4 separate regions of the Homo sapiens genome follow, and regions 2, 3 and 4 are each linked to region 1. Evidence: read pairs that join two places in POLR2A ChIA-PET (ENCODE). Cell type or tissue: MCF 10A. All regions are shown on one strand. Each heading gives the region's core, and the rest is flanking DNA. Links, peaks and the distances in the headings are about the cores only. Region 1 has its middle 20 kb from the start of CKAP4. Region 2 overlaps TCP11L2 (t-complex 11 like 2). Region 3 has its middle 20 kb from the start of TCP11L2. Region 4 overlaps TCP11L2 (t-complex 11 like 2).

Region 1 (5,199 bases), core at 630-4,629:
CCCCGTGCTCCTCAGTCAATACCCTCTAACCTAACCACTATTCTGCTATCACCATAGAATATTTTGCCCATTTTTGAATTTTGTAGAGATGAAATCATACCATATAAGACTTGGTATTTCTTTTAAAAAATGACAGCTTTACTGAGATAAAATTCACATACCATAAAGTTCACCCTATTAAAGTGTACAGTTGTTTTCAGCATATTCACAGAAGGCTGGAAACATTCCTATCTGGATGAATCTTGCCCAGCCATATATTAAAAAAAAGTGTGAGACATAGTAGGTGTTCAATAAAGGGCAGCTGTTTGAGAACATACTGACTTCTGAACTGGACACTGCATTTGTCCTGATGGTCAGTAACTCAGAGAGAAAAAGAGAGGGTGAGGTGTAGTGGACGTTTTCTTCGTCATACCCCTCTGACTGGGTTCACAGAGGGAGGACCTAAAACCTCAGAGGCAGAGGGTTGAATTGCCCTTCCCCGTCTTCAGGATGTGTTTGGTCAAGGGATTGATTCCACCTACTGTCATTTATTATAAACTGGGTGCTGAGCTGCATTTGCTCAGCGGAGATGAGATGAAAGATGAAGTCTTCCTCTTTGAGAGGCTCCCAGCCAAACAGGGGACACAGACATGTAAATGGCACCATAATCACATGCAGGGTGACCTGTGCAGCGGTCAAGGGACCACATGAGGACTGCTGGGTCCTGGACATGTGTTGTTGCCTGCCCAGCATCCAGTCCTCCTTCATTTGGTGACCACTTCTCTGTTTTCTGTTAGGGAATCACCCCTTCCCCACTCTCAGTCCATTTGGCTTTGATGAGACTGACTGGGCTGAGTGCATGACCCAGGTTTGGCCAATCAGAAATCTGGTTTGACTTGTGCAGGAGGAATACAGGTCGCCATCCAGTCCATTGACTACTGCTGGAACTTTCTGGAAAGGGATGCTTTCTGCCCACCGGGACTGCCAAGCTGGATAAATGCCCAGGGCTGCTAAAGGCCACCACATGTGCAGAGTCCACTGAGAATGAGGCCAGCATAGAAGAAAACAGAACCAAGAGTCGGCAAAACACAGGTTCCTGAGGACATAGTTTGAACACCCAGGTCACTTGTGCTAGAGGCCATGTGTGTCTCCACAGAGCCCCTGAACACCACTGTGTCCCCTTTCCTGCGCACAAGGCGACATGCAGCCGTGGAGAGAATGGGCACAGCAGCGCCGCTTACGAAGAAAGAAAAGTGGAAACACCGAGAAAGTAGCTACAAGATCAGTAAATCCACTATCACTTGTTCATACAATAGACCTCAAAACGACAACAAAAAGGAAGAAATCCTAATCTCATATATCGTGGGGATGAATCTCACAACTAAAATGCTGAGTGAAAAAATAAGCTGCAGACAAAATACACAGTGTGACACTTCAGAAATTCCTTAATTCTTAAAACTAAGACATTTTACCGTGTAAAATAATACTATACATTGTAGTGAAAGTACCAAGAAATGACTAGGAGACCGAATATCCAAATTCAGATCATTTGATTTCTTAGGCTGAGTGGAGGCTACCTAAGTATTCATGATATCACTCATAATACATTTTTTCTCCTTTCAATATTTTATTATGAAAATTCAAACAGCAAAGTTGAAAGAATTGTCCAGCGGACACTCATATATCTACTACTTAGATACTATAATGAACACTTTGCTATGTTTGTGTATCACATATATATCCATCTCCCCATTTTTACAATTTTTTTGAACAGTGTCTTGCTCTGTTCAGAAAAATAAAAAAATATGGGGAGATGGTATATATATATGTGATATATATACGTCCAGGCTGCAGTGCGGTGGCCGATCTTGGCTCACTGTAGCCTCTACCTCCCCAGCTCAAGTGATTCTCCCACCGCAGCCTCCCAAGTAGTAGCCGGGACTAACAGGCGTGCACCACCACACCCGGCTAATTTTTGTGTTTTTGTAGAGACAAGTTCTTGCCTTGTTGCTCACTCTGTTCTTGAATTCCTGGACTTAAGTGATCACCTGCCTTGGCCTCCCAAAGTGCTGGGATTACAGGTGTCAGCCACCATGCCTGGCCTCCCCATATTCCTGATATCTTTTCATAGGTCAGAAATATTTTGTAATTAAACTTTTTTTTTTTAAAGGGGAAGAAACACATAGAGAAAAGCTTATACTTTTAATAGTTAAACTAGTACAGGTCAGAAAACAAATGACGCCTACATATATTACGTGAAGTGCTGCATTTACGCATGATTACTTTTCATAGTAATGATAGCTAAGTAGCCATGTGACAGGCCTTAGAAAGCTAAGGCTGAGAGAAGGCTCTAATCTAATTCTGTTGTTTTACAGATGGGGAGGCTGAGTCTCAGAGAAGTTGTTCACCCAAGCTCATACACTAACTGGCTAAGAAGACAGGGCCTAATTTCTTCTCTTATCCCCCACAATTTGTTTTGGCTCCAGGCCTAAGCACAGATGCAAAATGCTCAGAAGTAAGCGAAGAATCAGGGCAGTTGAGTTGCTGCAGGCAGCAAAACCCACTCTTGGCAGGAAGGGGTGTGGCAGCCTGGCCTTGCTGTGCAAGCCCCCGCGTGTGGCAGCGAACACTCAGGAGCAATACCTGTTGGGTAATGGGGCTGTGGGGAAATCCCGGCCTGTGTTCAAATAGCTGGTGATGTTGTGTTGAAAGAGGCATTACCAACTGGGTGTGGCTGCTGGTGTGAGGACACATCCTGTCCCACAGAGTCCTTCATGGAAACTCAGAAGGCTAGGTCTTTTTGTTTTCTTCCATTCACGGGTATGATCTTGGTTTGCACTCCAGGACGGAGTTCTCACATGGTGTGACAAGAACAGCAGGGATGGGGGAAGTCACCTGGAATCAGGACTCTGGTCCGAATGCTGGCCTGCCGGGCTGTGCTGCCTAGGATAATTCACTTTCCTTCTCTGGGCCTCCATCTGTTTTCCCATCTGAAAAGTGAGGGGAGATAAAGTAATCTTCATGTTCTCTTCCAGATCCAACTTTCCTTGACTTTAACCATTGCACAAGAGTCTTTTGGAGCCTCGGGTGGGCAGGAGGAGGCCTAAGGGAAAAAGGACTAGACAGTGAGCAGATCTCTAGGGGCCAGGGTGGCTTCTGTCTTAACCAAGGGTCTGTTTGTAGCTCCCATGGGGGCCGGCACACACTGGGTCACAATTAATGTTTTCTCATTTATTGGGGTGAAATGGGGAATGTTGGCCGGGCCGGGCTGACATCTTGGATAACCTCATGTGAAGACTATTCACTTTCAGAAGATGCCGGGATGCACCAGTAAAAAATCCAGAGCGGCTCAAGCCCCTGAACTTTCAGCTGGGGAATAGCCCCAAATCAGCTGACTGTGGCAGTAGGAACCCAGAGAACATAATTGAAGTGAGAATTTATTGCCATCTAGTGTCAGAGTCAGGGATCACAGGAATGATTTCTTCATTTTTCGCTCTTGTTCCAGAAAGGGGATAAAATCCAATTGTACCATTAAAAATACCAGAGAAATCCACTATTTAAAAGACCTATGTGTGTATTTCTCTGTGACATGAATGCTTTTGTAATGTGTATACTATCCTACTAATTAGCCCCTTTTGAAAACTTAGGTAATAAAGGGTTTTGTTTAATATGAATCTTTTGTTAGTAGAAGTTTAGATACCGAAAGACCTTTATCGTTCCTATGTCAAGCTAGTTAAGAAGTGCGCAGTGGCTCACGCCTGTAATCCTAGCACTTTGGGAGGTCAAGGTGGGCGGATCACGAGGTCCGGAGATCGAGACCATCCTGGCTAACACGGTGAAACCCCATCTCTACTAAAAACACAAAAAATTAGCTGGGCGTGGTGGCACGTGCCTGTCATCCCAGCTACTCGGGAGGCTGAGGCAGGAGAATCGCTTGAACCTGGGAGGCGGAGGTTGCTGTGAGCTGAGATCACAGCACTGCACTCCGGCCTGGGCAACAGAGTGAGACTCTGTTTCAAAAAGGACAAAAAAAAAAAAAAGTGCAAGTGGCGCCCTTTAAATAAGGCAAGTCAAATGTTGGATGCTTAGTCCTTCACTTAAGTAATAGTCACCCATAATTGTGTTTTGTGTTTGATGTCATGCTTTAGGTGGAACACATTTATCATCTCGCTTACCCTGACGATTATCCCAGGGAGTAAAAGTGGTTGTCTCTGATTTACTGATCAGACACTAAGAAATGGTCATTAATTTGCTCTGGGAGCACGCAGTCTGTGGTAGCAGCAGGACTCGGACTCTGTTTGTCTCTAATAAGGCCTGCTTTTTGTCTGTTAAACCATACTCCCTTTCCCATAGTAATAAAATCAGCTTCCCATAATGTCCCAGGATACAACTATGTACTTGTACTGTGTGTATAGTACTGGTGGTTAAGACACTGGGTTCTGGCCAGGTGCAGTGGCTTGTGCCTGTAATCCCAGCACTTTGGGAGGACAAGGCAGGCAGATTGCTTGAGCCCAGGAGTTCGAGACCAGCCTGGGCAACATGGCGGAAAACCCCATGTCTACAAAAAATATAAAAATTAGCCGGGTGTGGTGATGCATGTCTGTAGACCCAGCTATTCAGGAGGCTGAGGTGGGAGGATTGCTTGAGCCTGGGAAGTCAAGGCTGCAGTGACCCATGACGGCAGCACTGCCCTCTAGCCCAAGTGAGACCCTGTCTCAAAAAAAAAAAAAAAAAAAAAGATAAGAAATTGGATAAGTTGAGTTTTTGAGCCTTACTATTTGAGTTCCCAGCCATGGCATATTCTATCTGTCTGACATCGGGACAGTTACTTAAGTGCTCCGTGCCTCAGTCTCCCCACCTATAAATGCAAATGATGCTAATGATAGTGCCTACTTCATAGGGTTGTTGTGAGGCTTACTCCATCTGAGGTGCTTAGAACAGTGGCCATGACAGTGAAGTGCTCAATAAATAGTACTTAGAAATTGACTAAATGCAGGGAATTTGAAATGCCAGGCTTGTGAAATGAGCCCTTCTATTGTTGGCCTGCAAAATGTGAGTTTAGAATTTTTTTTTTGACAGGGTCTTACTCCATTGCCCAGGCTGGAGTGCAGTGGCATGATCATAGCTCACTTGCAGCCTTGACCCTCCGGGCTCAAGCGATCCTCCCGCTTAATCCTCTCTTGTAGCTGGAACCACAGGTGCACACCGCTACACCTGGCT
Region 2 (5,199 bases), core at 747-4,746, 120 kb before region 1:
TGAGAACTCCTTCAGCTTAAGAGAAAACCAAATGTCTTCAGCACCTTATAGTTGCTGTGTATAGGAAAACATGGGCAGAAGAGGACTGCAGGAAGAGAAAAAAATAGCTAAGACCAATGGTGTACTCTTCAGTAATACTCCACTTGCATGCAGCAGCTTACGTGGAGAGAATGGCTGATGTATTGGGCATTGTGAGAAAAAAAAAAACTGACGTTTATACTTTCCTCAAATTTTGGCAGATTTCCCCAAATATAAACAATGGAGACAATTTATTCACACAATCATTTCCTAGAACTTCATAAAATAATGAAGTAACACCGTAATGGTGAAGGTTGTGGTGAGGAAAAGAAGGTTGGGGAAGAAAGGAATGCTTCTTTTTATTTTCTACCCACTCGACCTCACCAAATTACTAGGGCTCAATTGAGTCCTTAGCAAACAAAACAATCAAAAATGTATTTTATGCAAATGAAGCTCTTTTTAGACCAAGTACCTCCCAACTGCAGTGCTTCCCGCAGCACTCCAAGAAGAGTAATTCCAGGATAAGCAGATTTCTCTAAAGTCTCAGTGGCAACTAGTGCCCAACTTTGCAAGGTTTGATTTAACGCTCAAGAATGGCAAATGAGGCCGGGCGCAGTGGTTCACGCCTGTAATCCCAGCACTTTGGGAGGCTGAGGCGGGCGGATCACGAGGTCAGGAGTTTGAGACCAGCCTCACCAATGTGGTGAAACCCTGTCTCTAGTAAAAATACAAAAATTAGCTGGGCATGGTGGTGCATGCCTGTAATCCCAGCTACTCGGAAGGCTGAGGCAGGAGAATCACTTGAATCCGGGAGGCAGAGGTTGCAGTGAGCCGAGATTGTGCCACAGCACTCCAGCCTGGGCAATAGAGTGAGACTCCATCTCAAAGAAAAAAAAAAAAAAAAAGAATGGCAAATGAGGCCGGGCATGGTGGCTCACGCCTGTAATCCCAGCACTTGAGGAGTCCGTGGTGGGTGGATCACGAGGTCAGGAGTTCAAGACAAGCCTGGCCAACATGATGAAACCCTGTCTCTACTAAAAATACAAAAATTAGCTGGGCGTGGTGGCGGGCGCCTGTAGTCCCAGCTACTCAGGAGGCTGAGGCAGGAGAATTGCTTGAACCCAGGAGGCAGAGGTTGCAGTGAGCTGAGATCACGCCACTGCACTCCAGCCTGGGCGACAGAGTGAGACTGCGTCTCAAAAAAAAAAAAAAAAAAAAAAAAAGGCAAATGATAATGATCCTTAGGAGGGCATCTTGGTCATAACACGGTAAAGCTTTCATCAGCACAAAAGACATCTGGTAGTTAAGTTATATGGGTAAGAAATCCAAAGTTTAACTGTTTCTTTTTCAGATATGAACTTCATGGAGAATGGGATCTCATTTTATCATTGACTCCCTTTCTTCTTCTTACAAGTAAACCAAATGAGCCCTGCCTCACATAAAAATATTAAACTCTTATATAAACCTTATCAATGGCCTGAGAACTGCAAGGACATTCACTAAGAGATTTGTGCAAAAATTGTTTTTCTTGGAGAGCAGACTAAATTGTAAGAAGAAACAAACTTCTAGAATAATTTGAGAAGGGAGTTGCTTCTATTTTCACTAAACAAACAAGGGAGGTTTTATCTGAAGTTTGTATATAGCATGAAAATGTACTTAATACATTAAAATTCTAAATAAATACTGACCATTGGTATTATAAAGTGTGATTTGGTACATTTGTGGAATTTGAGGACTTACTTTGAAAGTTTCTATTAACACATTAATAAAATGTAATTGTACATTTCAAATACAATTGTGTTTACTTCACATCATTTATTCAGAACATCAGTTCCCTCAGTTATTGTCACAACCTTCAACCCTTTAAGGAGTTGTACCAAAATTAAAAACCATTAGGTTTGATAATAACAAGTGAGAAAAACAACTCCTTAGGGGTTAAATGTCATAAGCCAAATATAAATGGTTAAGAAAACATTTACAAGTATTATATAGGTAATATAATTAATTACAAATTGTTTTCTGTTCATTACAAATATTTGTTTTAAACTTGAAAATGATGCACAAATAGGGTCTATGTGATGTTTACGTCTTCTGAGGGTCTATGTGATGTGTGTGTCTTCTGTAATGCTAATATTACCCATTACACAGATTTGGGCTAATACTGCACCACAGTACTGAGAATGTGCTGGATCTCTAATGCCATCAATGGAAGTGGACTGGATACCAAAGTACTGGATTTCCAATCTCTCGTCCAATGTCAGTTCTTCTTTAGTTAGTAGGAGGTGAAGCATCTACCTTCCCCATGGCTTCCTCATTGAAGAGCAGCTTTCGAAGTATATTTGCATAAAATGGTCCATACACTTGTTTGTTGAGATTCACAATGTTTGCATATTGAGAGCCTAGGGCTTCTAGCTCCTGCTGAATGACAGCTAGGCCTCCTGGCATAGGAGGCATGCATTTTTGAGGGCTTGGAAGACAAAGTAGCCTTCTCATGTAAAGCTTAATTCGTTTATCTGAAGGGGAAAAAAAGATACTTTTATCTGTCCATTATTAAAGTACATAATTTTTAAAAACAAGAACAAGTAATTGTAGTAGGTTGACTGCAATAATGTTCCCAATTCTTTACCCCTCCCTGCACCCATCCCCTTTCCAAGGTAGCTTTGCAGTTCCTCCTATCAAAGCTGGAGTGTGTTTTTCCCATCCTTTCCATCTGGGCTGGCCCTGTGACTTACTTTGGCCAATACAGAATGCGGTGGAAATGCCAGAGTACCAGTTTCATGCCTTGGCCTCAAGAGGCCACTCTTGTTCATGTCCACCGTCTACCTACTACCGCCATGAGAATAGGCCTGGGCTTGCTGGAGGATGAGAGACCAAGGAGAGGGAAACCCAGCTGTTCCATCTGAGGCCATCCTAGACCAACCCATAGCCAACCAGCATTCAAACACCTGAGAAAGTCCAGCCAGGATCAGCAAAGCTTCCATCCTGAGTCACAGCTGAACCACAAATACATTAGTGAGTTCAGCAAGACCAAAAGAGCCACCCGGTCGCCTCACAGACTGGTGAGTAATAATAAATGCTTATTTTTTTTAAGCTCAGGAGTTTTGTGGTATTTTGTTATGCAGCAATAGCTGACTGATAAAAAAAAAAAGGCAGAGCCCTATTTGGGGGGAATCTTCTACAAAAGTTAATCCTAAATGTTCATGATTATAATTACATACACTAAAGCTGAGTTTGTAAACTGGCATTGCCAGTCTGGCCCATGCAGTGTCTTTTTTAAAAACAGAAGCCATTTAAAATCAGGAGATTTCACATAGAAATCCATATTTCTGCTTTCTCTTGAAAAATCTAGAGATCTGGCAAACTTGGGGGCCCAAATTACCACATGGCAAGGGGGACCACACATCTAGGTTTCCCCAGGACAGTCAAAATTTACACCTGTTGTCCTGGCATAATTTTAAAAAGAGACTCTCAAAAGTACCCTGGTTGAACAATAAATTACATGGTGCCAGGCGTAGTGGCTCACACCTGTAATCCCAGCACTTTGGGAGGCCGAGGTGGGAGACTGATTGAGCCTAGGAGTTCGAGACCAGCCTGGGCAATATAGTGAAACTTCATCTCTACAAAAAAAATTTAAAAATTAGCCAGGCATGATGGTGTGTGCCTGTAGTCCCAGCTACTTAGGAGGCTGAGTTGAGAGGACTGCCTGAGCTCATGAGGCTTCAGTGAGCTGTGATCATGCCACCACACTCCAGCCTGGGCAACAGAGGGAGACTCCATCTCAAACATAATTAATTAATACTAAATAAGTTACAGGGTACTTCACACATGGCCAAGAATCAGGAGACACTGAGGAAGGGACATCCCAACCAGCACACCATTGTGCCACCTTCCCTGCCCTTCCTGCATCACTGCCTCAATGTATTTGACTTTGAGACGACTACACAAAAGCATAGAAATGCATATGGAAATCAGGCTGCAATAGTATAGGACAACTATTAATAATACTGGACAGAAAAGACCTGCTATAGCTCAGGCTGCTCCAAGGGCTTTCTCTGGCTTTGGGAACAGAAACCTCACCAATAAGAAGGTTTACTAAGGAAAATATGCCACATTGAATATAGACAACTATGATACTACTAAAATTCTTATCACCAAAGAATGCTCACAAAAATCATACATTCCAGCTAGGTCTGACCTAGAACTTGTTTCCAATGTCTATGTCTTAGAATTCTTTCCTTTTACTAGAATGCCCTTCAATCTCATCTCATTTCATCTCATCTCTGCCCAGAATCAGAGGCATCCTTCAATGTCGTGCCAAAAGTTACCTCCTTTCTGTGACTTTCCTTAGCATCTGTTACCAGACTATCGTGACATATGATTGCCAGTTGAGAAGGTGTCTCTCTCCCTTCTTGGACAGTGGACTCTCTGAGCGTGAGGTTTATATCTTTTTTATCTTTATATTCTTGGTCTGTCATGTGACAGACACATTGTAAATGCTGACTGAACTTAAGTGAGAATGGACTGAAAAGAGTCTATAAAGATAAATAACGAACTGAAAACCGTGGCAGCCAGGGGAAAATGGGGACTGAAGAAGGCAAACAAAGGTGACTTAAGCCTTATCTGTATTTTTTTTCTTTTTTTATATATAGACAGGGTCTCCATCTGTTGCCCAGGAGAGTCTCAAACTCCTGGCCTCAAGCCATCCTCCTGCTTTGGCCTCCCAAAGTGCTGGGATGACAGGCATGAGCCACCGTGCCTGGCCTTTGTCTGTAATTTTTCTACAAGGAGAAATTATTGTATCACCTGTGCAACTGAAATTACTTGTTAAAAGTGTAGATGGCAGGCCAGGCACAGTGGCTTAGGCCTGTAATCCCAGCACTTTGGGAGGCCAAGGTGGGCGGATCACGAGGTCAGGAGTTTGAGACCAGCCTGGCCAATATGGTGGAACCCCGTCTCTACTAAGAATACAAAAAAAATAGCTGGGCTTGGTGGTCCGCACCTGTAGTCCCAGCTACTAGGGAGGCTGGGGCAGAAGTATTCTTCTTGAACCCAGGAGGCAGAGGTTGCAGTGAGCCAAGATCACACCACTGCACTCCAGACTGGGCGACAGAGCAAGACTCCATCTCAAAAAAAAAAAAAGTAGACGTAGGCATGCAAATAATTTACACAGCAGGTAATCCA
Region 3 (5,199 bases), core at 537-4,536, 55 kb before region 1:
GCATGGCGAGTAAGGAAGAAGTTTGGCAGGAGAAGCTGGAGCTAACCCAGGGCCAGATCATGCGGTATCTGTAAGTGACAGGAAATGATTGGAGGGAAATGACAGGACGTGATAACTCTTTTAAAAGAATCACCCTGGCTGCTGTAAGGAGACCAGTTGGAAAGATGTGGCAGCGATTCAGGCTGGAGATGAGGGTGGTTGAGCTGGGGTTGTGCAGGTGGCCTTGTCCCTGTGGACAGAGCGTGCCCTTGAACAGCAGTTGCATGTTGATCCTTTTGAATCACATCCTGGGGGTACACTTTGAGGTGCAGCTTTCTGACTCTCATGCTTGACAATGAGAATGAGATTAGCTGGAGTGGAAACAATTGACGGGTATGTGACAAAGAACATAGTGTCATTAGAGGCTCTCAGGAAAACCCTCAAATGGAAACTAAGACTGTGGCATCTCCTTGTAATTATTTTTCCTTGCCAAGGGAACAGATGGGATGACTGGATGACAAAGACTGCTCTTAAGGAACGCATGCCAAGGTGGCTCTCTCAGTTTACTTTCAGCTTCAAGGAACAGAAATCCAATCTAAACTGGCTTCCACAGTGAGGAAATCACCTCACATAACTGGAAGTGCAGGATTCAACCGGGAAGTTCAACTGGGATTCTGCTCGCTTGAATATTTTTATGTGCATCTCTTTATAGACAGAGCCCCCTAACCTGCTTGACATTTTCTTTTTTTCCTAACACTTGTCTTCTAGCATATGATGCAGTGTATTTACTTATTCTGTTTATTAGTGCTGTATTGTTTATTCTCACTAGAATTAAGCTCCATGAGTGCAGGGATCATTGTTTTGTTCACTAATGGATCCCAAGTGTCTAGAAAAGTGCCTGACACTTAATAAATGTTTGTTGAATGAAAGAGTAAAAGGGTGAAACATCTTCCCTTGGATTCCAAATGAGGAAAAAGGAGGGTCACCATGATCCTACAATTTCTCCCGTGGGGAATTCGATAAAAGGAAACTCTCCATTTATTGGAACAATTTCCTTATGGCCCCCAAAGGAACAAGACTATAAGCTGCAAACCAAACCCCTTTGTCATTTGTTCCCCAACCACTAATTGAGGAATACCAGGTTCAGGATGGTTCAAATGACCTTCAGGTTTGCCCAAGTGGTGGATGTTAGTTGGCAATGTATTTGATCAAGATTAAAGAGTGTGTGGTTCCTGGTTGGGCACGGTGGCTCACACCTGTAATCCCAGCACTTTGGGAGACCGAGGTGGGCAGATCACCTGAGGTCGGGCGTTCAAGACCAGCCTGACCAATATGGAAAAACCCCGTCTCTACTAAAAATACAAAATTAGCCGGCGTAGTGGCGCATGCCTGTAATCCTAGCTACTCTGGAGGCTGAGGCAGGAGAATCGCTTGAACCCAGGAGGCAGAGGTTGTGGTGAGCCAAGATCACGCCATTGCACTCCAGCCTGGGCAACAACAAGAGTGAAATTCCGTCTAAAAAAAAAAAAAAAAACAAAAATAGAGTGTGTGGTTCCTTTGACTGGTCTCAGCCCCTGAACTTTATGCCTTGACAACAGCATTCCTAACTCTGGCGGGCCCTACACACATGGAAAAAAGAAGCATGCAGTGCCACTCCCTTGAGACTGTGGATGTAGTTAGTTCTTTTTCTTTCAATATCTGCCTATTAACCTTACTTTACTATGTTCTGGGCACTGTGGAAGACGCTGGAGAGAGGATAATGACCAAGAGACGGTTCTGGTCCTCAAGCTTAGTGATGGGGTTCAGGGAGGCAGCCAGTTTAGCACAGGAGACAAACATATAAACAGATAATTATAATCAAACGTTATGGGTTTGGCATTAGAGGTATAGTGGGAAGAGTGATCAACTCCATGTGAGGGAAAAGGCAAAACTGCAGGGAGTGGGGGGGGGGCGTCTGTTAAGTAGGGTTCTAAAAGCTGAATAGGAGTTTGCCTGGCAAACATGGAATGGGAGTGGGCAGAGTGATACTCCAGGGAGAGAAAATAGCAGGTGGCAGTGTTACAGCTCTTTTACAATTTGTGTGGCAGGTTTCCCGGTTTTTACCAGAAAAATCTAAAGAAAAGAAAACAACAGGTACAAATATATGGATGTGGGAAGCAGCACTGTGTGTTTAACGAACTACAATTGGTTATGTATTGCTAGGGTACAAAGTGCTAGGAGGAGAAAATTGAGGCTGGAGAGGTGGGCAAGGGTCAAAGTATTCCTGCTTTGTATACTCTGCTTAGAGGTCTATGTTTGTTTTAGGTGACGCGTTTTCATCATGAGAGTGAGAAGATCAGATTTGTATTTAGAAAGATCACTCTGGCTGCCAGGGACAAGATGGATTTGAGAAGGGCAAGCTAGAGACCAGGAGATTCTAGAGAGAAAAATACTAAACCTAGGTAATATCTCACATTGACCACCAGGTGGAGCAAGTAGGCCAGGACAGCTCGGTTGCAGGCTGCTGGGGTAAGGAGGAAGGATAGGGTAGGAGAAAGCGCCAGCATGGGACTGATTCATAAGTTGGGTGTTCATAACTCTGGGAAGATCTGTAGTGAAGCACAAACAAGAGGCTACCTAAATGTCCACAAATAGAGGACCCACTAAATATCACAAAGCATTCACACACTGAATTCCCAGGCTCCAGCGAGGTAGATCTGTACGTATACACATGAAAACAAGCCCAGGTGAAAAAAGCAAGTTATAAAATACTGTGTACACTATGACCCTGTTGCGTAAATGTCTAGAAAGATGATCATAACATTAATATCAGTGGTAACTTTTGGAGAGCATTTTGGAGCTATTGAGTGTGTGTGTGTGTGTGTGTGTGTGTGTGTATTTGTCTTGGTCTGTTTGGGCTACTAGAATAAAATACCAGAGAATTAGTGACTTATAAATGCTAGAAGCTTATTTGTCACAGTTCTGGAGGCTGAGAAGTCCAAGATTTGGCAACCGGTGAGGGCAACTTCCTGGTTCATAGAGGGCACCTGCTTGTCGTGTCCTCACATAGCAGAAGGGCTGATGAGTCTCTTTTATAAGGGCACTAATCCCACTCATGAGGACTCCATCCTCTTGACCTAATTATTTCCCAAAGGTCCCAACTCCAAATATCACCTAGGGGGTTAGGAATTCAACATATGCATTTTCGGAGAACATAAGCGTTTAGTCCTTTGCAGTGTGTGTGTGTGTGTGTGTGTGTGTGTGTGTGTGTGTTGAATTTTGTCAAAATATAGTTGACATACAGTATGCTGGATATATTTAAAGTGCGCAGTTTAATACATTTTGACAAATGTATACACCTGTGAAGCCATTGCCACAATCACAATAATGAATATATCCATCACCCCCAAAGGTGTCTTTACTGCCCTTGAAAACCCTCCCTATCATCCTTTTCTGTCCTCCATCCCCAGGCAATGGCTGGTCTGCTTTCTGTCACTAACAGTTTGCATTTTCTAGAGTTGTATATAAATAGGATCATTCAGTATGTACTATTTTTGGCCTTGTGTCTTTCATTCAGCAATATTAATTTGAGGTTCATCCACATCGTTAAGGGTATAAATAATTAATTCATTTTAGTTGCTAAATAGCATTACATTGTATGGCTGTATCACAATTTGCTTATCCATTTATCTGCTGATAGACATTTGGATTGTTGAGGGTTTGGGGCTATTATGAATAATGCTTCTCTGAACATTTGTGTTCCAGTCTTTGTATTTGCACATGTTTTCATTTATCTTGTGTAAATATGTACCTAGGAGTGGAATGGCTAGGTCATATGGCAGGTATACGTTTAATTTTGTAAGAAACTGCCAAACTGTTTTCCAAAGCAGTTTTACCATTTTACATCCCAGCAGCTGTATGTGAGTATTCCAGTTTTCCTATATACTTGCCAATATCTGGCATGGTCAGACTTTTAAATTTTAGGTCTTCCAATGGGAAATTTTTATTTCTTTAATGACTGATGATGATGTACATTTTTTCATATGCTTATTTGCCATCCATAGATCTTCTTTGGTTAAGTGTCTATGCAAATTTTTGTTGGCCATTGACATTTACATTTTACTTTATACTTCCATAAAGTTATACCATTTTTACAATGACCATATGTCTCTTTTATATTTAAAAACATCAATTTAAAATATCTCAACCCAGAAGACATCAATAACTATGATTTGAACTTTAAACTTACTAGCAGTATATTATGCTAAGGTGAAGGCAAATCTTGATTATATCATTAAAAGATAAAACATTTGATTTTAACATCTGGTTTCAAATTATTAGAAATAACCTCAAAACCAATGCAATTTTTATTTCCATAGATTATTACGTTTGAGAGATATCATGAGTTTAGACTCAAATGAACCTGGCTTCAAATTCCAGCTCTTTTACTTATCAGCTGTGCAATCTTCGGCAAATTCATTTTTGAAATCATCAAGAAGCAAGGCCAAAAATAGTACACATTGAATGGTTCTATTTATATATAATTCTAGAAAATGCAAGAGCTTCTTCCATTTTCTTCTTTTAGAAATCTGACATATCATTTACTGCATAGGTTCATTTTGAGGTTTAAATTGATATTATATTTAACCAGTCAGCGCAACAACTAGCATGTAGTATGTACTCTACAAATATTAGAGCTTCTATGACAAGACAGTTTGATTGTCTTGGCAACCAAATTGCTGCATGCTCAAAATTCAAGCTAGTCGGTGAAATACAGCACAGTCACAGTATTTTGTAAAGGAACTGTTGAAACCGTTGTCAAGGCAGGCAACATCCTTTGTGATAACAGAGATCTCTCCCTTACCCCATTTATTTTTAAAGACTCTGAAAGAAAAGCTCTGGTTTGCGTTTGGTTTTGAGGAAACAAACAAACAAACAAACAAAAACAGGTACAGGAAACTTAGGTTGAAATGGACTTTTTGAGCATCTAGCACATATTGGCTTTCTTTGTAGAACCCTCAGTATCTTCTGTTGCTCAAGCCACCAAATGATCTTGCAGATGCTCATGGTACCCTGCAGGATGGTTCAGAGGTAGTACAGAGCTACTGTTTTACATGTTTCAAATTGGAGTTATTGTCAAGTTAGTGTTATTTGGGATAGTGTCATTCATAAATGCTGTATATTACATAATGCAGTGGAAGAATCATGGCAGTAACAGGGGCAGGAGGCAGAGAAATTCTA
Region 4 (5,199 bases), core at 523-4,522, 110 kb before region 1:
TGAGTAGCTGGGACTACAGGCATGCGCCACCATGCTCGGCTAATTATTTTTTGTATTTTTTGTAGAGACGGGGTTTCGCCATCTTGGGCAGACTAGTCTTGAACTCCTGACCTCAAGTGATCTGGCTGCCTCGGCCTCCTAGAATGCTGGGATTACAGGTGTGAGCCACCGTGCCCAGCCTGAATGGCTATTATTAAAAAGTCAGAAAATAACAGATTCTGGCAAGGTTGTAGAGAAAAGAGAGCACTTATACACTGCTGGTGGGAATGTAAATTAGTTCAGCCACTGTGGAAAGCAGTTTGGAGATTTCTAAAATAACTTAAAACAGAACTACCATTCAACTGAGCAATCCCATTACTGGGTTTATTCCCAAAGGAATAGAAATCACTCTATCAAAAAGACACATGTACTCATATATTCACTGCAGCACTATTCACAACAGCAAAGACATGGAATCAACCTAGATGACCATCAATGGTGGACTGGATAAAGAAAATATGGTATATGTACACCATGGAATACTATACAGCTGTAAAAAGAATAAGATCATGTTCTTTGCAGCAACATGGGTAAAACTGGAGACCATTATCCTAAGCAAATTAATTCAGAAACAGAAAACCAAATACCACATGTTCTCGCTTATAAGTGGGAACTAAACACTGAGTAAACATGGACATAAAGGGGAACAACAGATACTGGCTCCTACACTTAAAGGTGGAGGTCTGGAGGAGGGTGAGGGTTGAAAAACTAACTATGCTCACTACCTGGGTGATGAAATCACTGGTACACCAAACCCCAGTGACCCTCAATTTACCCACGTAAAAAACCTGTACATGTGCCCCTACACCTAAAATAAAAGTTGAAAAAGGGAAAAAAAGCAAAAATCAATTAATCAATAAATCCTCTTTCAGCTCTTCAAAAAAAGTTGTCTTAGCATAAGCCATGCCTTCTACTCACAATGAAGAGGGAAAAACTCCTTCTAGTTTTCAAGATGCATCATCAAACCCAATATAAATGACATCTTGGTCTATTATTTAGTACTATCCCTTTTTTTAATACTATGAATGCTATTGCCCCATCCGTAATGAGGATAATTGAGAATTGATTGTATTGATTTCCTAACACAGGAAAAAAATTTAAACAATGAAACAACCAGATAAACAACCAGATACAATTATAAAGAGGATGATTTAATGACTAGTTATTAATAGCTAGCATTCATTGAGTACATATTACGTGCCACACATCTGTACCTGAATCATCTTAAGTTCTCACAACTCCAAGGTAGATATTAATACAATTATTATTCCCTTCTTACAAGTGAGGAAGTCAGGCTCATAGTAATTTGAGAACATATTCAAGTGTTCATAATAAGTCAGTAGCAGAGCTGGGATTTAAACCCTGGTCCATCTGACCCGAAAGCCTGTCTTCTTAGTAACCACTTTCTGTATACTTTATAATAACATTTCAGCAGCACTGGGTATTCCCTAAAGGCTTAATAAATAAAAGTTTCTGGAAAGTAATGACTACCCATGCAGGGAAATCATAAGATAAGACCAACTGCAAAATCAGAGGTTTCCTTTCATTATAGGTCTTGGTCCTGGAATATTAATGAGCATCAGAATCAGGAGAAAGGTCAGATCAGGGCTCAGTCCTTGGTCTGCCCTTTTCTGTTTGCAGCCCAAGGCAAATTCTATTCTATCTGTAAGCTTCAGTTCAAAATGAGAAGTTGGATTCTGTAACTACATGGGCTCCTTTTGGCTCTTAATAGTCTAGGATTTCATCAAGTAATTTATATGCTCTCTGAATAATAGGTGGGAGGATGAGAAGACAGGTGCATTTCCCTTCAATTACAGGAATAAAGAGGACATGCCTCTGAAGACACCTGAAAGGGGAACCAGCAGAAGCTGATCCATAAGAGACCCATAGAACCATCTGGCCATTCACCAAGACTAAGAATTTCTGACTTAGATAGGAATTCCTATTGGATGATGTAAATGCAAAATCTAAATGGGATTCTAGCATTCATGAAGGTGTAATACTGGAGATAAATTTAGCAAAAACCAAAATCTTCACTGGACTGTGTCACATCTCTGAAGGGCAGAATTGTCAGCACTTCTGAAGACTTCGTAGCAAGGTGGATTTGTGAAGTCAGTAAACATTTCACTGCAGAAAAATGATGAAGTCAGAACAACTGGAGGAAAGCCCTCTTCAATAGCACAATTCTAGGGAGGCCGAGATGGGTGAGTCATGAGGTCAAGAGATCGAGACCATCCTGGCCAACATGGTGAAACCCGGTCTCTACTAAAAATACAAAAATTAGCTGGGCGTGGCGGCGCATGCCTGTAGTCCCAGCTACTTGGGAGGCTGAGGCAGAAGAATTGCTTGAACCCGGGAGGCGGAGGTTGCAGTGAGCTGAGATTGCGCCACTGCACTCCAGCCTGGTGACAGAGCGAGATTCTGTCTCAAAAAAAAAAAAAAAAAAAAAAAATTGCGCAATTCTAAACATCAAGCTTGGCAGATTTCTGTGTTTCATTTGTTTTTTTCCAAAGCACTGTCAAAGAAAAGCTGTTGTACACATTCATTGTAAGTGGAAATACTACACTCACCCTGGCACTTGTCATGGAAAACACCTCTCCCTTCCTATGAGAGGACATCTAAGCCTTCAGAGATATTAAAGGAAATTCTAGAAAAAGGTGTAAGATAAGCTTCTCTAAAGCACAGTCCTGAATCTCACATCCAGATGTCCAAGGTCATTCTTGTTCTCTGAGACACATGCAGAGCCTTAATACAAGAGGGAGCAGATGCAAAAATTTGGAACTTACTCTTTGTTCATGCCTTCAAGTAGAACAGCTGAAATCCTTGTTAACCTGCTTGCAAGCTCAGGCAGGCCTCCTGTAATAGCACCCACCATGTTGTTGGTAATTAGGGACAGGCAGGCAATAATTTTCAATTGATTCAGCTTTTCTGTTAGTTCCTGAAGACGTGCTCCATCTGTCATAAGTGTCTAACATATTTATTTAAAATATAAAAATAGAAAGGGTAGCTCAATAGCATGAAAATACAAAACAGGCAATGTCATTTCCAAATTCCCATTTTTATCTGATTTTTGTAAAGTCATTAAACCACATGAAACACAGACCAGATGATTCAAAGTTAGAACTTAAGAATAAAAATACTGGGAAATTTGGGTGAAGAACAAAACCACTCACCTCTGGTAATTCTTTTTTCTGATAATCCCACTGTAACAGTTTCAAGTAACTATTATTTAGCACCAAAGTAGGGCTCAGGCTTGGCTTGGAGGTATTTTCGGCCCCAGGAGTTAAAGCACTCTCAGAAAGAGAAAATAATTCTTCATTTACAGATTCTTTTATCCATTCTGTAGTCTGATCAAGAGCACCTAAGAGTGAAAAGGCCACATATTTGTTCTACAGCTGATTGATCCCTTCACTGGTGTATTCCACTTGACAGATGCTGTGTTGGGTGCTGGGCATGAATGAGAAGACACAGCCATGCCCTGCAAGGAGTTTACAGTCCAGATGGAAAGGCAGACCTGTAAACTAACAATTATAACAGAGTACAATGAATGCTAGTAATTGTGGGAAAGAGGCTGTCCAGGAAAGAATCTAAGAGGAAGAGCTCTGTAAGTGCTCTGGAAAAGACAGCATATGGCACATTCTAGATGTCACATTCTGGATGCCACAAACAAATCTGTATTGCTGGTCCATAAAGAACTAGGGGTAAGAGGGTTGTAGCAAATGGCATTGGATGGGTGGTTAGAAGCCAGCCTTGAGTTTGTGCAGAGAAGGTATTTAGAGAAAAGGCATTAATTTTCACACATTTTTGGTAAAAGGTGAAAGATTTATACAATCTGAAGAGAAAATAGAGTATAATTATTACACATTTTTGGGTCTTGGACCACTTTTAATAACTAATTGGAGATATGCCTTTCCCAAAGTGAATGTGCACAATCACGTGCACATGTCCACAAACAATTGTCATTCTCTCTTACCAGATTGACAGTCCCCAGGTTACAAACACCAGCGATGGGAATGGGGAGTTTTGAATAATATTATTTTCTTTCTTTTCTTTTTTTTTAAGACGGGGTCTCACTCTGTCACCCAGGCTGGAGTGCAGTGGGGCAATCTCAGCTCACTGCAACCTCCACCTCCCATGTTCAAGCGATTCTCCTGCCTCAGCCTCCTGAGTAGCTGGGACTACAGGCGTGCACCACCACACCCAGATAATTTTTGTATTTTTAGTAGAGATGGGGTTTCACCATGTTGGCCAGGATGGTCTCAATCTCCTGACCTCATGATCCACCCACCTTGGCCCCCAAAAGTGTTGGGATTACAGGCGTGAGCCACTGCGCCCGGCTGAATAATATTATTTTCAACATGGAACCTGTATGATCAGATATGTATGTCAGAAAAATTGCTTGGAAAGAAAGACTGAATTAGTGGAGGGAGAGTAAATTATTGCAGTGGTTCAAACAAGAGAGTGAATGGATAAGGGCAGTGGAAGTGAGGGGTAAAGAGGGAAAAAGTGAGAAATATTTAGGGGGAGTACCCACAGGTCTTGGTGACCACTTACATGTAGAGAATAGGAAAGGAGTATTCTAGGATGACTCCCAGATTTGCACCTTGGACATCTGAATGAATGCCTGTGCCATCTACCAAGATACAGAATATAGGCTAGAGAGGTTCTGAAATAAATCCTTCCCATAACCTTTCTAAGGCCACCACCTGGTTGTCAAATCCAACAAACATGTCCTTCCTACCTTTTTTAAACATCTCTGTAATACAGACATCTCTTAGTACAGCCCTCCAGAAACTCTTTCCCTGGCTTTTCTGACACCACTTTTTCCTGGTTTCCCCTAGCTGTGCTTCTGCATCTCATACTTGGGTTGAGAAGACAGGTGCATCTCCCTTCAATTACAGGAAGATGTTCCTCTGCCTGTTCATTAAATGTTGATACTTCCAAGCACTCTACCCAATCCCCACTGATTTGGTACTCTTCAATCTCACTAGACCATCTTACTCATTCCTGTGGTTTCTATTTCCGCCCATACCCCATAAGGCTCCTAAATCTGTATCTATAGCCCTCACTTCTCTCCTGAGCTTTTGATTTCCTCATTTGTAGAACGAGCAAGTGGGAGGAGAGTCATTAAATATGAAGTTGAGCAGAGATGCCCAGTAC

What was found. Peaks named below come from ENCODE experiments on the same cell type or tissue, not always from the same donor. Only the 100,000 strongest peaks of a DNase experiment are listed, where the experiment ranks them.
Region 2: POLR2A ChIA-PET joins it to region 1 with 25 read pairs; 14 of 35 experiments call an interaction of 5 or more read pairs at or near these places.
Region 3: POLR2A ChIA-PET joins it to region 1 with 17 read pairs; 16 of 35 experiments call an interaction of 5 or more read pairs at or near these places.
Region 4: POLR2A ChIA-PET joins it to region 1 with 12 read pairs; 5 of 35 experiments call an interaction of 5 or more read pairs at or near these places.

The regions. Positions count from the first base shown.
Region 1 is chr12:106,225,209-106,230,407 of GRCh38, reverse strand. No RefSeq gene overlaps it. Among named protein-coding and RNA genes, the nearest start is that of CKAP4, 20 kb to the left of the region's middle. In MCF 10A, for the core only: a CTCF peak has its summit at 3,413 (motif pointing left); DNase peaks (open chromatin) are centred at 2,647 and 3,377.
Region 2 is chr12:106,343,618-106,348,816 of GRCh38, reverse strand. It overlaps TCP11L2 (t-complex 11 like 2), which reads right to left. Exons shown (of 10, transcript NM_152772.3): 10 at 1,814-2,531. The coding sequence ends at 2,287. Among named protein-coding and RNA genes, the nearest start is that of POLR3B, 12 kb to the left of the region's middle. In MCF 10A, for the core only: a CTCF peak has its summit at 2,799 (motif pointing right); a DNase peak (open chromatin) is centred at 2,836.
Region 3 is chr12:106,279,823-106,285,021 of GRCh38, reverse strand. It overlaps the pseudogene RNU7-94P. Among named protein-coding and RNA genes, the nearest start is that of TCP11L2, 20 kb to the left of the region's middle. In MCF 10A, for the core only: a CTCF peak has its summit at 2,453 (motif pointing right); a DNase peak (open chromatin) is centred at 2,461.
Region 4 is chr12:106,333,840-106,339,038 of GRCh38, reverse strand. TCP11L2 (t-complex 11 like 2) reads right to left here. Exons shown (of 10, transcript NM_152772.3): 7 at 3,213-3,400; 8 at 2,826-3,007. Among named protein-coding and RNA genes, the nearest start is that of POLR3B, 21 kb to the left of the region's middle. In MCF 10A, for the core only: no CTCF peak of the experiment used is centred there; no DNase peak of the experiment used is centred there.